2 separate regions of the Homo sapiens genome follow, and region 2 is linked to region 1. A link is a loop called in an ENCODE intact Hi-C map of the cell type or tissue named here. Cell type or tissue: B cell. All regions are shown on one strand. Links, peaks and the distances in the headings refer to the core of each region. The heading gives the core; the rest is flanking DNA. Region 1 holds the start of ZNF280B (zinc finger protein 280B). Region 2 has its middle 59 kb from the start of ZNF280B.

Region 1 (8,335 bases), core at 100-8,099:
CTCAAAAAATAAGTACATAAATAGACAAAAAATAAAAACAAATTCTTCAGATTTTACCCTGAGTGTGATGAGAGATTACTGGAAGGCTCTGAGTGAGAAGTAATATGATCTCACTCATTTCATTAGGATTGCTGTGGCTACTGTGTGGAGAATAGACTTTAGAGAGTAATAGTGGAAGCAGAAGACAAGAAGCTACTGAAATATTATGAACAAAAGATGATGGTAGTATCAGACAGGATGGAGAAATAGAGATACTAAGAAGTCGGACTCTAGATAAAAATCTAGAAGGCCCACAAGGTTCATTGATGGATTGGGTTTGGGATGTGAAGGAGAGGAGGAGGACACACAAGAGGTAATGCTGAGCAGGTAAATCTATGAGATCAGAGCCCAAGGAAAGTTCCGAGGTAGGTACTTAAATTTTGAAGTCTTCAGTATGTAGCATTATTTAAAACACAAGACTGGATGAGATCACTCAGGGAAAAGAGGTCTGAGATCTAAGCTCTGGAGCATTCCATTGATTAGAGGTCATGGAGATGAGAAGGAGCTGGTAAAGGAAATTAAAAAAAAAACAATTATTCACAGCCATTCAGGTGGGAGGAGAATTGAGAAAGAGAAGCATCCCAGAATCCAATGGGGAGGAGAAAAGGAACTGTAATATATGCTGCCAATAGATCAAATAAAATCACGAAAATCAACTAAAACTGACCAATGGATTAAGCAAAGTGGAATTCATTGGTGACCTTGACAGCAGTGGGTTTAAGGAAGAACGAGAACAGGAGATAGCAAATACGGACAACTCTGGAGAAATTTTCCTGTAAGGACAAGCAAATACAAATTAAAACAAGCAGATGGGAGATGTGGCATCAAAAACGAGATCTTTAAGGTGAGGTGATGGTACAATCAGTATGTTTGCTATATTAATGATCTGGAGAGATAGAAAACTTAACCCTAGACAAAGAGAAGTCTTGCTAGAATAATATCCTTAAATAAACAAGTGCACATGTAGAGGTTCTGGCCTTAGCAAGAAGTCAAATTATTCACCCAGAGTAACAGGACAATGCTTTGAGATCCTATGGAAAAGGGTTAAATGGTGGATAAATGGTTGCGGTGGCCATCCTCCAAGATGGCCCTAAATGAATCCCACTTCCTGGAATTCACATAGTTGTAGCCCTCTCCCACTAACAGGGTTGGCCTGTGGGATCAAGCACATACAGCAGGAAGTGATGGTATGCCACTTCAGAAATTAGGTCATAAAGACTCTGCCCTTCATCTTGGGTACAAGGTCTCTTGAATCATTTGCTCTGAAGTAAGCCAGCTGCTGTGACATGAACAGCCCCATGGAGAGGCCCACAGAGCAAGGAACTGAGGCCTCTTGCCAACAGCCCAGTGAGTGAGCTTAGAGGCAGATGATCCAAACCAAGTCAATTCCGCAGAGACTGACAATCCAGCCAAGGGTTTCACTGAAACCTCATGAGTGACCTTGAGCCAGAAACAGCCAGCTAAGCCACTCTTGGATTCCAGACCTTCAAAAACTATGAGGTAATAAATTTTTTTTTAAACTACTAAGTTTTGAGACAATTTGTTACACGGCAATAGATAACTAATACAATGGGTCTCACTGAGCTGTAATCACAAATTGCTGGGCACACAATTCACTATAATCTCACCTACTGGCATGCAATGACTTCAGATGACCTCCCCTGTCCTGCTGCATGCAGTTACCTCATGAAATACAGTCGCTGAGAAAGAGGGTAGGATAAAAGGAGTCAGCTTTATATAACTTAACATCCCTGATGCTCTTTTTTTTTTTTTCAAGAGATGTGGTAAAAGAATGCCACTACCACCCTCTCCTTTCTCAACAAAGCAATTTAGAGGGTTCCCGAATGACCTACATCAACAATTGGCCTGAACTAATCAAACACATCATTCAGATTCCCTCAGTAAAATATTGAATACCAAACAGCTATGTTTCAGCAAAGGAAAGGGCAGGGGAGCGAAACTGAAGGACGAAAATACAACTTTGGTCCTCATCAGGGAGACTTCTCTTTTCTTACCTCAGGTTTATTACAACGCAACTTTTAAGAACTTGAGCTATTCCAGGCAGAAGGTCACATCCTTGAGGTAACCAGAGAGAAGCATTAGTTACTTACATGTCACAAGAATATTTTCGATCCCACTGCCTGACATTGCCATTTAGGTGTTTATCAATCATCTCACACTTAACCAGATAAGTGAACTGAACTCCTTTCCCCCAGATCTGTTCCTCCAATCTACCCTACCTTAGCAAAGGAAAACGTCCCACCCGCCAACTGCCCAAATCAAAAGCCTGCAAATCACCCGAGGTCCTGGCTCTCACGGGAGGGACTCCATTAGGGTCCCAGGGGCTGCATTAAGAGTCCCGACAGCGACGCAGTAAATGAGACAAGACGCTGCGGTAGGGGAGAGAGACCCATACATTCAAATGCCTTAAGGGGTCTGGGCCTACAGGTCTCCAGAACTGGGGAGGGCCTGGGGTTACAAAGCAGTTTTCAGATTTTTAAATACATTGAGCGCCAAAAGAGACCCCGCGGGGGCGATGGGGGAGGGGAGCGCACTGGGAGCCAGGAAAGGCCCCTTCTCCAGGAGGCCCGGGCCCAGCCCGGGGGTGGGGGCGTCTGCGTGAGGGAGTGGAGGCTGATGTAAAAGTGGCGCCCGCTGAGATTAGGGAAGGGGGTGTGCGTGAGGGGATCGTGGGACCTGCTTCTGCCCTGCACTCCCCCACAGAAAGCGGCTGTATTGCAAAGGCCGCTCCGGCAGCGCACGGCCAAGCGCGGTGTCGCGACCCGCAGGGCTGCGGCTCGCCATGAAATCCCTCAAGTCTCCCCTCAGGGAACGCTGAAGCCGCGCCACGCCCCCGTCCTTACCAGTCCGGATCAGCTGCTGTTCGCGAGCTGCCGGCCACGCACCAGCCCCGGAGGCGCTCCCGGGGCACAGCCGGCGGCGACTACGCCTCCTCAGGCCCCCGGCGCCGCCGACGCGCACGCCTCCACACGCGCGCGTCCAGTGGAGACCTGCGATTGGCTGCCAGGTGCCGGCGCGAGATCGGCGCGGCTCCGAGCTAGGAGCATGCGCGCGCTCTGACGCCCCTGGTGGCGACGGCTGGACGCGGGGTTAAATTGAGAAGGAGGAGGGCAGCAGCAATACCCCTGAGGCCTTGAAAGGATCTTGGGTTCCGGATCACGGTTCCAGGCAGTCAGGGTTCCAGAGCTGAGGGGGTATCCAAGCAGTCAGGGTTCCAGAGCTGAGGAGCATCCAGGCAGTCAGGGTTCCAGAGCTGAGGGGCACCCAGGCAGTCAGGGTTCCAGAGCTGTCGCAGCCAGGGCTTGGGGTGGGGGGTAGGCTTCCAGTCCATCAGGGGATGGTTTGCCCACCAGAAGGCCAGCTGTTATAATTCTCAGGTGTGGTCCCTTTGTTGACTATCCATGCTTAAGGGATTGTGAGGAAACAACTGAACCTAACATCTGTCCTCTTCTAGTTACATCTGGGGCCAGTTGAATCCAGCCTGCCACCTGTTTTTGTACAGCTGGCAGCAAGCTAAGAACCGATTTCACGTTTTTTTAATGGCTAAAAAGAGAATATTTTGTGGCATGTGAAAATTATATGAAATTCAAAATTCAGTGTCCATAAATAAAGTTTTATTGGAACAACAAACATGCCCATTCCTTTCGGTATTATTTATGCCTGTTTTCCTGCTTCAACAGCAAAGTTGATTAATTGCCAGAGACCATGTATGAAAAGCTTAAAATATTTACTGTCTGGCCCTTTACAGAAAGTTTGCCCACTCAGTTTACTTGCAGCTTTGATTTTTTTTTTGAATTGACCAATTCTGCCAAAAGTCTATTTTAGCAATCTTTTTGGGGGGCGGGTAAATCGCTTTTGGTTTAATTAATCTATAATGTTATTTTCTTATCTATTTTATCTATTTCTTCCATTCTGTTATTTTCTTCCTTCGTGACTTCATAGGCTTGTTCTGTTACTTCTCATTACAACTTTTGGAGAAAAATGCCTACCTCGTTTGCTTGTAAACTTTTTTGTTTCTCTTGTATTTAATGCTATAAATTTACCTTTAAGTACCAGTTTAACTGTGTCTCACCAGTCCGCTTGGTAATATGTTCATTATCCTTCAATTAGATATGTCCTAATTTTGCTAGTTGTTAGAAATGCTTGTTCCCTGGTGCCGCAAAGAAATAGCACTTGAACATAAATTTAATTTTCTCAGCAAGGCCATTTTCACTTTCTGCAGAAAGGGTACACTCGCCAGCAGTTTTGCCACGAGAGTACCCCAAACAAAGGATACAGGGTTATTTATAACCTGACGCATCCACCCTACTGCTGTGTCCGGTTTCCATTGGCTGGAACAGGACCTCACATTCTGTGTTTGTCCCGATTGGCTAACAACTTAGAACTTTCTAAAAGAGGCAAAGGCAGAGGAGAACAAAGGAAGGAGGATGTAACTTGTAGAATGCTGAGAAAGGTAAAAACACCTCCAAATAGGAAGAGGAACAGGCTATGACCTAATGCTTGCTTGGACCAGTATAAGCATGCAAGGGCAAATATTTAGGCTAAATTGTGGGAGCTAAGAACACAAAGTATATTAATTTCTTTATTACGGCTAGCAGATATCTAAGAATGTTAGCACAGGTCTTTGAATAAATTTTACTTCTAAGAGAAGTTACTATTTATTCGTAATTAGACAGGGAGGAAAGTCTTTGAAGAGGAACCTCTATTTTTTACATAGTGATTCTTTCTAACACAAGGGTTATATAGTATATGTTATTTATTTTTGAAATCTATGAGATTTTTAAAAGATTTTTTAATTGTATTATAATCAAATCACATGGCCTAAATATTACTCACCCTTGCATTTGAAGATTTCTGTTCAGTGAAGTGTACCATAGTCAAAATGAAGAGATCATAGATGTAAAGAAGATATTTGCAGTATCTAAAATGTATATATGAGGCTGATATGTAAAGATATTTGCATTATCTAAAATGTATATATGAGGCTGATATGTAAAGAAGATATTTGCAATATCTAAAATGTACGTAAGAGGCCTGGCACGGTGGCTCACACCTGTAATCCCAGCATTTTTGGAGACCAAGGCAGGCAGATCACTTGAGGTCAGGAGTTCAAGACCAGCCTGGCCAACATGGTGAAACCCCATTTTTGTACAAAAAATACAAAAATTAGCTGGGTGTGGTGGCACGCGCCTGTAGTCCTAGCTACTCGGGAGGCTGAGGCATGAGAACTGTTTGAACCTGGGAGGCAGAGGTTGCAGTGAGCTGAGATTGCACCACTGTACTCCAGCCTTGGGCAACAGAGCGAGACTCCGTCTCAAAAAATAATAACATGAAAAATAAATCTATGAGAAATGATCTTCTTTTGGCTTCATAATAATTCCAATGTCCATCAGTAAATTAGTATCAACTAAGCTCCAGGCTTTATTCAAATGTCACTAGTTTTTCCCATCATCCTTTTTGTTCCAGATTCCCACCCAGGATACTGAATTGTACTTGGTCATTTTGTGTTCTTAGCCTTCTGTGGTCTGTGACAGTTTCTTAAACTTTTCTTGCTTTTCATGACCTTGACAATTTTAAGAAGTAAAGGTCAGGTATTTTTCAGAGTGTCTCTCAATTTAGGTTTGATGTTTTTCTCATGGTTACACTGGGGTTATGGTTTTTAGAAGACTATCACAGACATGATGTGTCTTTCTCATAATTTCTCATCAGCGATCCATGCTATCAATAAGACTTCCTACTGGCTTCTCCGCTGTAAATTACTTCCCCCCCCTTTCATACCTTATTCTAAATCTTGCCTACATGCAGGAAGGCCGTGAGGTCTCATTGAAGGAAAATTATCTACACAAGTTACTTTGCAATTCTTCTTTAAGGAAGATTTGTCTCTTCTTCCTTTAGTTTTAAATTAATCAAAAATAGCTTTTTAGTTTTAAATTAATCAAAAATAAAATAAAAAATTTAGTACCTCAGTCATACTTGCCACATTTCAACAGATCAATAGTCACCTGTAGCATATTGGACAGAGCAGAAGTAGAGCATTTTCATCATTGCAGAAAGATCTACGGACAGCACTGACTTAGATCATTAGTCAACCTTTCTTCTTCCCAAATATATGCATTTAGAAATATAAATTCCCATGAAATGCTTTAGTTCCATCCCATAAATTTTGTGGCTGTTTTCAATATCTTTCAGTTCAACATTTTCCTTTTTTCACTGCAATTTCTTAGAGGAGCTATGGGTTATTCAGAATGAGGACCAGGACTGGGGTGAGATAAGCAAGGAGGCTGAGGCACATTAAGGAGAGACCCACGCCCAGCTTCAGGTATGGCATATTGTCACCTTAGGTTCCCTGCTTGCCTCACCCTAGTCCCAGCCCTGTTTAGAAATGTATTGCCTAATTTAGGAACTTTGGGTTTTTTTTCAGTGATCTTTCTGTTACTGATTTGTAAGTTGATTCCCGTGTACTCAGTGGGTAACTACAAAGAGCCCCACAGCTAACATCACAATTAAAGTAAACTATTCTACCTGAGTTTGAGACCAAGAAAAGCACACCCATGAAAGCCACTTCAATTCGCAAAGCATTTGGAATAGCCAAGGCAATTTTGAACACCAAAGTTGGAGAAATGAAACTACCACACGGAGGATTATGCAAAGCTACAATAATTAAGATACTGCAGCATTAGCACAAGGATAGAGAACAGGACAAATGAAATGAAATAGATTCCAGAAACACATATATACAATCATACCTGATTCACAGTTTCCACGGCAATACAGTAGGGAAGGAGTGGTCTTTTTAGTAAGTGGTGCTGATTGATTTTGGGTATGTATATGAAAAAATTAGTCTTCATGCCTTATCACACCATTAACAAAAAATCAGTTTGAGATGTCTCATCAAAACAGTAAAGCTTCTAGAACATAGAAGGAATATCTTTATGTCGTTTGTAGACAATTTCTTAAATAAGACTCATGAAAGATAAACCATAAAACCACGATTTAGATCCAAATATGGGACATTTCCAGTGCCCCAGCACCCTTCCCAGTCGACAGCCCAGTTTTTAAAAAGGTAGGAGGGGGCAAAACTTGAATAGACATTTAATAAAAAGAAATACTCACGTGGCCGATAACTATATAATCTCAAGGTCCATTAATCATCAGGGAAGTGCAAATTAAAGCCACAATAAGGTACCACTACAATTTCAAGAGAAGGGCACTTACTAAAAGGACTGACAGTACCAAGTGCTGGATCAGTAGCAATGGAATTCGCAGTATCGGTGGTGGGAATGTAAATCGTTTCAATCACTCTGGAAATGTATTTGGCAGTATCTACACTAGACAGCTAAATATATGCAGTTCCAGCACTTCTCATAGCTATATATACCCACGAGAAATGATTACATGCTTACCAAAAGACACGCACAAGCTCATAGCAGCTTTATTCAAAATTGCCAAAGAATCAGCCTCAAAGTCCATCAACAGTGAAATAAATTTATACAAAACTGCCACAGTCACTCAACAAAATTCTACCCAGCAATGAAAAAGAATGTGCTACTGCTACACACAGCAAAAATGCATCTCACTTATTTTATTTCATTTTACTTTATTTTGAGACAGTCATGCTCTGTCACCCAGGCTGGAGGGCAGTGGCGCGATCTCAGCTCAGTGCAAACTCCCCCCTCCCAGGTTCAAGCGATTCTCCTGCCTCAGCCTCCCGAGTAGCTGGGACTACAGGCGCCCACCACCACGCTTGGCTAATTTTTCTATTTTATGCAGAGAAGGGGTTTCACTATGTTGGCCAGCCTGGTCTCAAACTTCTGACCCCAAGTGATCCACCCACCTCAGTCTCCCAAAGTGCTGGGATTACAGGCATGAGCCATCACACCCAGCCATCTCACTTATTTTAAAAAGCCAAAGACAAGAATCTTTGTGTGATTCCATTTATTTAAAGTTCATGAACAAGAAAAACCTCTGAGGTCAGAATAAGGGATGCCCTGTTGGGAGCATTTGACTGGGAAAGGGCTCAAAGACTTTGGAGCTACTTCTTGACAATAGGGAGCTGATGAGATGTCACTGTAAAAAACAACCTGACAGTTGATGACATTGCTTGCTAGCATCTACAGCCACAATGCACATATGGCCTAGCCTCACTTCTGCCTTTCGGAACTCCTGGAAGTCAGTCGAACATATTTTCAGCTAGAATCCTTGCTGCAAGGGAGTCTGGAATCTCTAGTGTTCATAGCCGTCTTCTTTTTAGTTTTTACAGGAGAAGACTGAGGGT
Region 2 (8,335 bases), core at 129-8,128, 60 kb before region 1:
GCAGCATGATTTATAGTCCTTTGGGTATATACCCAGTAATGGGATGGCTGGGTCAAATGGTATTTCTAGTTCTAGATCCCTGAGGAATTGCCACACTGACTTCCACAATGGTTGAACTAGTTTACAGTCTCAGTAAACTATTGCAAGAACAAAAAACCAAATGCCGCATATTCTCACTCATAGGTGGGAACTGAACAATGAGAACACATGGACACAGGAAGGGGAACATCACACTCTGGGGACTGTTGTGGGGTGGGGGTAGGGGATAGGGATAGCATTGGGAGATATACCTAATGCTAGATGACGAGTTAGTGGGTGCAGCGCACCAGCATGGCACATGTATACATATGTAACTAACCTGAACATTGTGCACATGTACCTTAAAACTTAAAGTATAATAATAATAAATTAAAAAAAAAAAGTTCTGACTCATGCGATGGCATTGATGAACCTTAAAGACATCACGCCAGCAGAAATAAGCTGGCTTCAAAAGGACAAATATTGTTTGCTTGCCCTTATATGAGGTATCTAGAGTAGTCAAATCCATACAGACAAGAAGTAGAATGAAGTTTTCCAGGTGTTAAGTTTTGGTTTGGGAAGATGAAAAATTTCTGGAGATAAATGGTGGTACTGTGGTTGTACAACAGTGTTAATTTACTTAATGACACTGAAGTATACACTTGAAAATGGTTAAAATAATGAATTTTGCATTTGAATAATTTACCACTGTACAAAAGAGGAAGATTTATATTCAGTGTAGTTTCTCTACCAAGAACAATCAAAACATACAGGATTGGGAGAGTGTGCCTGAGTATTAGGACACCCTTCCTTTTATGCCAGCCTGCAGCTTCCTAAGAGGCCAATAGAGTTGGAAGCGCCTCATTACTGGTGACTCAAAGTAATGTGAGAAAGTCTGGGAGTGACCATGATGTAAGTGGTGGGTGTCTGACCCAGCCCAGGAGCAGCCGCAAATGCAGCAGCTGCCAAAAAGGGGGAGATGAAACTGATGGCAGCAGTAACAGCCTCTCCAGCTGGAGTGGGGCATCTGCTCTTGTGCAAAATGGTTCACAGTTGATACATTTAGCACAGAATCTCATCCTGTCTACCTGTCATGATCAACTACAATTTTTATTGCAAAGTATGCCATCAGAGTGGCATATTTTATCCAGCAGCAAGCAAACATGAAGGAAGTTTCCCTTAGTGCTTTGGTCAAACTGGCATGGCAGTCCTGAACACTGAATGAATATCCAAAGACAAGGTTCTCCAAAGATAAAGATATTATACTATTTATTGATAAATACTGGGAGTGCATGATGACCATTCAGACACCTGGGAAAATGACTTGGCTGAATAACATTGTTAAAACAATGAGTAAAAAAAGAGATGTGCTCTTGGTAAAGGAACACCTGGATCCAGGGTATAAAGACCGGAAAGAAGACTACCGCAGATTTGGACTTTTGGATCAGGACTTGGTAACATTGACCCTGTTTACGACAACCAAAAACAAAGCAGTGCTGTGTCTACAGTGGGAATCTGAGTCAGGAAACTGCAGCAGGAACAGCAGAAAAAAGGAAGAGGAGCTCAGTGCAAACAGAAGGATGGGGAGACCACAGGGACCACCAAGAAGGCCCAGAGTGACTTTTTGTTTTCCGCTCAGGGCTGTCCTCCTCACACCCCTTGGATCACACATTTAATGAAGACGGCTACTGGTATAGTCTAACTTAGCCTGATCCTCACACGGTTGGTCCTCAGAAGCTTGAAATTAACTGCTGGGCAGGAAAACCTATTCCTGGAGACCTCTACAGTGACTGCTTCTATGAACAGGTTTTGTTAGATCAACATGATTAAGCTCCCCAGTTAGAGATCTCCAGTGACTGGCTGGCTGACTGTGGTTGGAAAGAAGGTCTACTTTATGGTGCAGACCTCTCATGGGATACGGAAAGGGTCCTGGTACTTTGAAATCACCATGAATGAGATGCCACCAGACACCACTGCCAGACTGGGTTGATCTCAGCCCTAAGGTAACTATGAAGCTCCCTTAGGTTATGATAAATTTAGTTATTATTGGCAGAGCAAAAGGGAATCAATTTCCACCAGTCCACTGGCGAACACTACTGTTTTAGCTATGGGCAGGGAGACATCCTACGATTTTATATTAATCTTCCTGAAAACCCAAGAGACAGCCAAGTTACCAAGATAAGGCTTTGATAAAGTTCAACAATTATTTTTATTTTGTGGAAAAAGACTTTGTGGCTAAAGCAGGGAAGAGTCTAAAACAGATTCCATATAGTAAAATAATATTTTATAAACATGGTGTCAATCAAGATGTGGCTTCAAAAGATATTTTTAGGGGGTTACTTTTAGCCATCTCACTGGACAAGAGCTTCATAGTTTCCATTAACTTTGGACTGTGCTCCAAGTATCCTCCAAAGAATCTCACTTACTGCCCTGTGAGTGACATGGGCTGGGATGCTGTGGTAGAGCACACTCTGGCTGATGTCTTGTATTTTCTGGAGACAAAAGAGGATGGGGGCACAGTCCTCCATGGGAACCCTGAACAGGTCCTTCTTTCTTTTCAGATATGGACTTTCTGGGGAATAATATTGGGTGGCTTTTGTTGTTGTTATTGTTTTTGAACTGTCTTAAATGTTCTCCCAAAGATGCTACAGAACATAGCCTATCCATTTACCAAGTTAAAAGGCTGAGTAGGACTGTGAGAGATGCCCTGCTCATCATCATTCTTCTTCCACTTCCAGTGACTGCTCTTATATTCTTTGCCATAAGCCAACAACCGCTCATCCCAAGATCTCATAATCCCTCTGTAAAACTGATGCTGTACTACATACCTTGCCAGCTGGGACTTGTAATCTTACTGTATTTTCTAAGGAGTGAATAATCTTGTCCAGGTAACTAACATATTTAAAGACATTTTCTTCTGTGGACACTGACTCCATGCCACCTGTTTTCCAAAGAAGTGGTGAAGCTGTTTCTGAGAACACCTAAAATCAATGGTTGTACATTCCAAACCAATCTAAAAGTGATTTCCTTTTGCTGTGGGTTTGGTTCTATTACTGATTTGGAAATATACCTTTGAACACTGAGATCTCTGAAACTACTAGACTTCTAGAAGTGTAATTGTATAAGAAGTCTGTTTGCAGCTTTAACAAAATGAGAAACTCTTCCCAAATTAAAGCTTTCTTTGAAGTTAAAAAAAAAAGAATAATGTGAGATTGGAACCTGTGAGGTCTGAGGATTCCCAAGAGTACTCTCAATTCTGACGCTAATTGTAACCTAAGGGCTCCCCAACAGCCCTTCACTTCTTATGATTCCCTAGAAAAACTCACATAACTCCCTGAAACCTGTGACATTTATTGATACAAATTTTTACAGCAAAATAATACAGATTAAGATAATTCAAGGGAAGAGGCACATGGGCAGAGTTCAGGAGAATTCCAAGCACAAGCACCCAGTTGTCCTCTCCCAGTGGAGAAATAGACAGTGCTTCATTTTGCTCACAGCAATGTGTGATTCTGTGTATGAAACACCTATTTCCTGGGTGAGCCAACCAGGAAAGCTCACCCAAGCTTGGTGTCCAGAGGGCTTTTAAGGGGTGGTCTGGGTGAGAGTGGGGTTATTATGTAGACCTTGTGGATCATCCTCAAGGCTCACTTCAGTTTCCATTGAATTAACAATAAAACTTAAACCTTCAATCTTTGGTTATTTTCTTTTTAAAAATTCTCTGAAGTAAATTATTATTAAAATTCTCACTTAAGACAGCTGTTTATCCAATATGAGGCTCAATATAAACAGTTTCAAAAAGTCAGTAGGTCATTAAAACAATTTCTTCAGTCATTCAAACCATTCAGATAAAAATTAACACCATGTAATACAAAAATTGAATTATAGTCACAGGGACAGGATTTCAGCAATGGCAAGAAAAAGTAGTGCAAATAGGAATGAGCAAAGAATAGACAAGTAATGGGTGTGAATTGGCCTCGGAAATACCATGGTAATGTCAAAAAGATAAATCAATTGTTATTTTGTTAAATAAGTGAAAGGCCAGGCATTCTCAGTCCAGGAAAGCCATCACAGGGCAGTCTGAGTCTTCTGCATCTTAAGAAGCTCAAGAGGTTCAAACTTAATAAACCCTGCACAGTTGCTCACTGGTTCATGTAAAATGCTAGAGCAGTTGCTTCCTCCCACTCAGCAAATCCACAGCACACAGTCACCCTGGTCTGGCCCTTCACAGTGTAGATGCCCTCAGGGCTAAGAACCTGAGTGGTTCTAAAAGTAGTAAAGATTTGCATAAAGTACCACACAACACACCCTCTCCACATAGGGAGCTCAGTAGGACATAAAGAGCCATCAGAATCCAGCCCCGACTCTGGAGCCAGGAGTCCCTTCTAATATCAGCATCATGGCCTGGACTCCTCTCCTTCTCCTTCTCCCCATGTACCTCCTCACTTGCTGCCCAGGTTAATAGAGATTTCAAATACCAGCCTTTGGAGGGATTCCTGTGTCTCCCTTTCTAATTCCCAACATGTGTCTGTTTTTTGTTTCAGGGTCAAATTCTCAGGCTGTGATGACTCAGGAACCCTCACTGACTGTGTCCCCAGGAGGGACAGTCACTCTCACCTATGGCTCCAGCACTGGAGCAGTCAATGGGGGTCATTATCCTTACTGGTTCCAGCAGAAGCTTGGCCAAGCCCCCAGGACACTGATTTATCATGCAAGCAACAAACACTCCTGGACCCCTGCCCAGTTCTCAGGCTCAGTCCTTGGGAGCAAAGCTGCCCAGACACTCTTGGGTGTGCAGCCCGAGAGGTGAAGCTGAGTACTACTGCTTACTGCACCATAGTCGTGCTTGGCACAGTGACAGACTCAGAAGAGGAACCGAGACATAAACCTCTCTAGGCCCTTGTGATATGAAGATCATATGATCACGCACACCAGCTCTCAAGGCAGCCTACATGTGGACCAGCCATAGAAAGGGGAAGGAAAGGATCTGAATTGATTCCTATCCCTGCTTAAGCCCTGAAGTGAAGGAAATGTGAGAATGATCTGGGAAGAACTGGATCAAAAAAAAAATCAGAAGTTTATTGCTTTGTATTCTAAAAGGAGCACTAACAGCTGGATCAGATCTAAAGGCTGAGGCTAAATGCATTTCCTCCAGAAAGAAGCATCTTCAAAGTATGGGGTTTCTGAGCTAAGAGTAAAGAGAAGAAACTCTACTTTTGTATATTTCTAAAGTTTGTTTTATTGAGTTACTTTCAAAGCAATACATGCCTATTATGTGGAATCAGAAAGTATTAAAAATCACCAAGTTCTCTGCAAAGCTACCTTATCCCAGATAATCAATAGAAGTACATTTCTTCATTTGGATGCATTCTCTCATTTTTGTTGTCAATATTTTCACAATGGTTATCAAACCTTGTGCTCATTCCTCTGGTTTTATACAGCTTTTTGCTCTGTCATTTAATGTTAATGTAAGTAGTTTTCCATTTATTTGAAAGGGTAAAATATTTGAGTAGTTGCTAATTTTATTTTTATTTGAATACCAATGAAAAATTATAATTTGGGGTAATTCAAATTGCTTGTCAGACAAAGATGTGACATTGGGCTATTATTAAAATGCTCCTGGTCTTCTCTGTGGATTTAGTGAAGTCAAACAAAATGCCTGCAATTTTCTATGGAAAGCCTTGAGTACATTATGCCTGACTTCACAATGCAGAAAATAGAGAAACAAGAATTTCCTGCTCATGTTTGCTGGAGCATAATAGATTCAGGTACGAGGAACAACTTATATTGAAAACTACGTCAATGTCTCCATGCATGTGTTAGAACAGTACTTCCCAAACTCTATTGTGCATACAAATTATCTGGGGATTTTATAAAATGCAGATTCTTATTCAGTGGGTCTGGAGTGAGGACACAATCTCTGCATTTCTCACATGTGCCTGCCACACAAAATCCACATATATATTTGAATAATAACAAGTCCAGCCAGCAGTGGAGGCTCATATGTGTAATCTTAGCACTTTGGGAAGCTGAGGCAAAAAGATTACTCGAAGCCAGGAGTTTGAAACCAGCCAAGAGCAACATAGCAAGATATTTTCTCTATAGTTTTTTTTAAATAATAAAAAATGAATTAGCCAGGCATAGTGCTGTATGCTTGTAGCCCTAAGTACTAAGGAGGCTGAGGCAGGAGGAGAGCTTCAGCCCAGGAGTTCAAACCTGCAGTGAGCTATGATCATGCCACTGCACTTGAGCCTGGGTAACAGAGTGAGACCTTGTCTCTAATAATAATAAGAAAAACGACAACATATCCATAAGACTAGTATCAAATAAGGAGAATCCTTGGCAGGCAAGAACCTAGGAGAAATCTCTGACATAGGGAATTTACCAGCTTGCATGATAGAAGAACCCCACACTCCATGGAGGGAGATGACCAGGGAGGACAGCTGCAAAGCTAGGAAAGGCTCCCCTTTCTTTGAGAGCAAAAACAAAAGCAAACAAACAACAAACCTGACCTTCCCTCTGGCTCCTGTCCAACACTCTTACTGGCTCCTCCTTCAGCCTTTCCTATAATGTGGCCCATCCTTACCCTCTCCCCTTCCACATCTCTGATTCCTGAATTCCCTTCTTTGTTCTCTTTCCCTTTGCTACCACCCACTTCTCCCCTCTAATCTCTTGAGTTAATTATCAAGGGCTTTATAACAGGAAACTCATTGGCATTTTTTCTGCATCTGTCCTTGAAGTTGACACTCATACTTTTATCTCTTTCTTGAACCTCTCAGATATGCTTAGAACTGAAGAAGCCCGAAGTTGATTGATTCTGTTTTTTCACCTCAGCCAGCACCTTCTTCTTCTCCTTTCCAGGAGAATCTGTATTTCTCTGTATTTCCAGAATTCTCTGTATTTCCAGTGAATCTGTCAGACACAGTAAGTACCTCTTCAAAGGTTTAATTTCTGACTTCATTGTTCTTTGTTCTCGAGATGAACTTCCTTGTCCCTTCTCCTAAGCTACCTGCTCTGTAAACAACTTCTCCCACCAGTCCCAATCTGTAACTCACATCTCCTCCTTATTTAGAAAGAGTCCTCTTTTACTCCTTGCTACCCATTCTGTAAACTGCCCCTCCCACAAAACTACCCTTCCCACATTTGCCACGCCCTGACATGCCCAAACATACCTTGTACCATAATGGACTGCCTCTCCCTTCCCACCTAATTAGCCATACTCAATTTTAAACAGTAGCCAATCAGGTCAGTTTAGATTGTGTGGTCCAACTCCAGCCAATGGGGACAGGACACAGAAGCAGGGACTAACCACGTTAGGGATGAAAACCCCTTCCCTCCTTTGTTTGGTGTGCTCTTGCAGTGGTCAGAAGTGCAAGCGGCACTCTTCTGTAGAAATAAGTTTGCCTTGCTGAGAAATATTTTGTCTGAGTGCTCATTTTCCTTGCGACTCTGAGCTCTTGTTTCTAACAAAATAGGGGGTCATCTGGGATTCCCATTCTCCTCTGAGGAAGGGCCTCTGATCACCTCTTAGGAGGAGATGCATCCCACTGCTTCATTGCAGTGGCCTCAGGGGTAAGGAATCAGGACCCACCCAGCATGATAAATAAACCCAGACTCTCAGCAACACAGGAAGAAAAGGCCTACAGTTACCGTGGCGACCAGGTAACTGTGCACAGACAAAGGTAAGAAAAACCACTAGGGCAGTGAAGTACTTCCTTAGTGGTCAGGACATTCTGCAGGTTGAAAATGTGTGAATGAGATGCACAATTAAGTGCAAAGTGAGTGTGGAGTAAAGTAAAGGGTGCAAGAAATCTCTAGTAAGAGAGGTTGAGCCCCAGGGAAATGGTGCAAGAAATCTCTAGTAGGAGAGGTTGAGCCCCACGCACACTCAGCAGGGAAAGGAGAGCGAGAAACCTCCAGTAGCGGGGATTGAGCCTCCAGGGAAAAGGGTGCAAGAAATCTTTAATACGAGAGATTGAGCCCCCATTAACCTCCAAGACGGGAGTGCAAGAAATCTCTAATATGAGAGATATGAGCCCCCATTAACTTCCAGGATATGAAATACCCTAGTAAAACAAGAACTACAAAGGGCAAAGGAGATAACACAATTCCCTCTGATAGCCTTCTAGGTCTCATGTTAAAATATTGGAGGGATAATGAAAGGACTAAACACAAGAAAAAGCAACAAATGATCAAATATGGGAATTGTTTTATTTGGACCAAAGAACCTATTCTCAAACCTTCAGTTTTCTGGCCAAGGTTTGGATCAAATGAGAGTTGGATTTGTCAACTTTTAATAGAGTATGTAAATGACAAA

Evidence for each region. Hi-C counts contacts between places; a loop is a spot of excess contacts. Peaks named below come from ENCODE experiments on the same cell type or tissue, not always from the same donor. Only the 100,000 strongest peaks of a DNase experiment are listed, where the experiment ranks them.
Region 2: a loop joins it to region 1, with 3 times the contacts of the local background. A loop is called at or near these places in 3 of 110 quality-filtered maps.

The regions. Positions count from the first base shown.
Region 1 is chr22:22,505,756-22,514,090 of GRCh38, forward strand. It overlaps ZNF280B (zinc finger protein 280B), which reads right to left and starts at 2,987. Exons shown (of 4, transcript NM_080764.4): 1 at 2,904-2,987; 2 at 2,055-2,115. It overlaps ZNF280A (zinc finger protein 280A), which reads right to left. Exons shown (of 2, transcript NM_080740.5): 2 at 7,981-8,335. The coding sequence ends at 8,247. It also overlaps IGL. In B cell, for the core only: CTCF peaks have their summits at 3,145 and 3,347; a DNase peak (open chromatin) is centred at 3,056; H3K4me3 peaks cover 1,383 bases; H3K27ac peaks cover 874 bases.
Region 2 is chr22:22,445,785-22,454,119 of GRCh38, forward strand. It overlaps IGL, the pseudogene ASH2LP4 and the pseudogene IGLV7-35. Among named protein-coding and RNA genes, the nearest start is that of ZNF280B, 59 kb to the right of the region's middle. In B cell, for the core only: CTCF peaks have their summits at 4,642 and 4,847; DNase peaks (open chromatin) are centred at 4,317, 4,907 and 5,805; H3K4me3 peaks cover 333 bases; H3K27ac peaks cover 2,700 bases.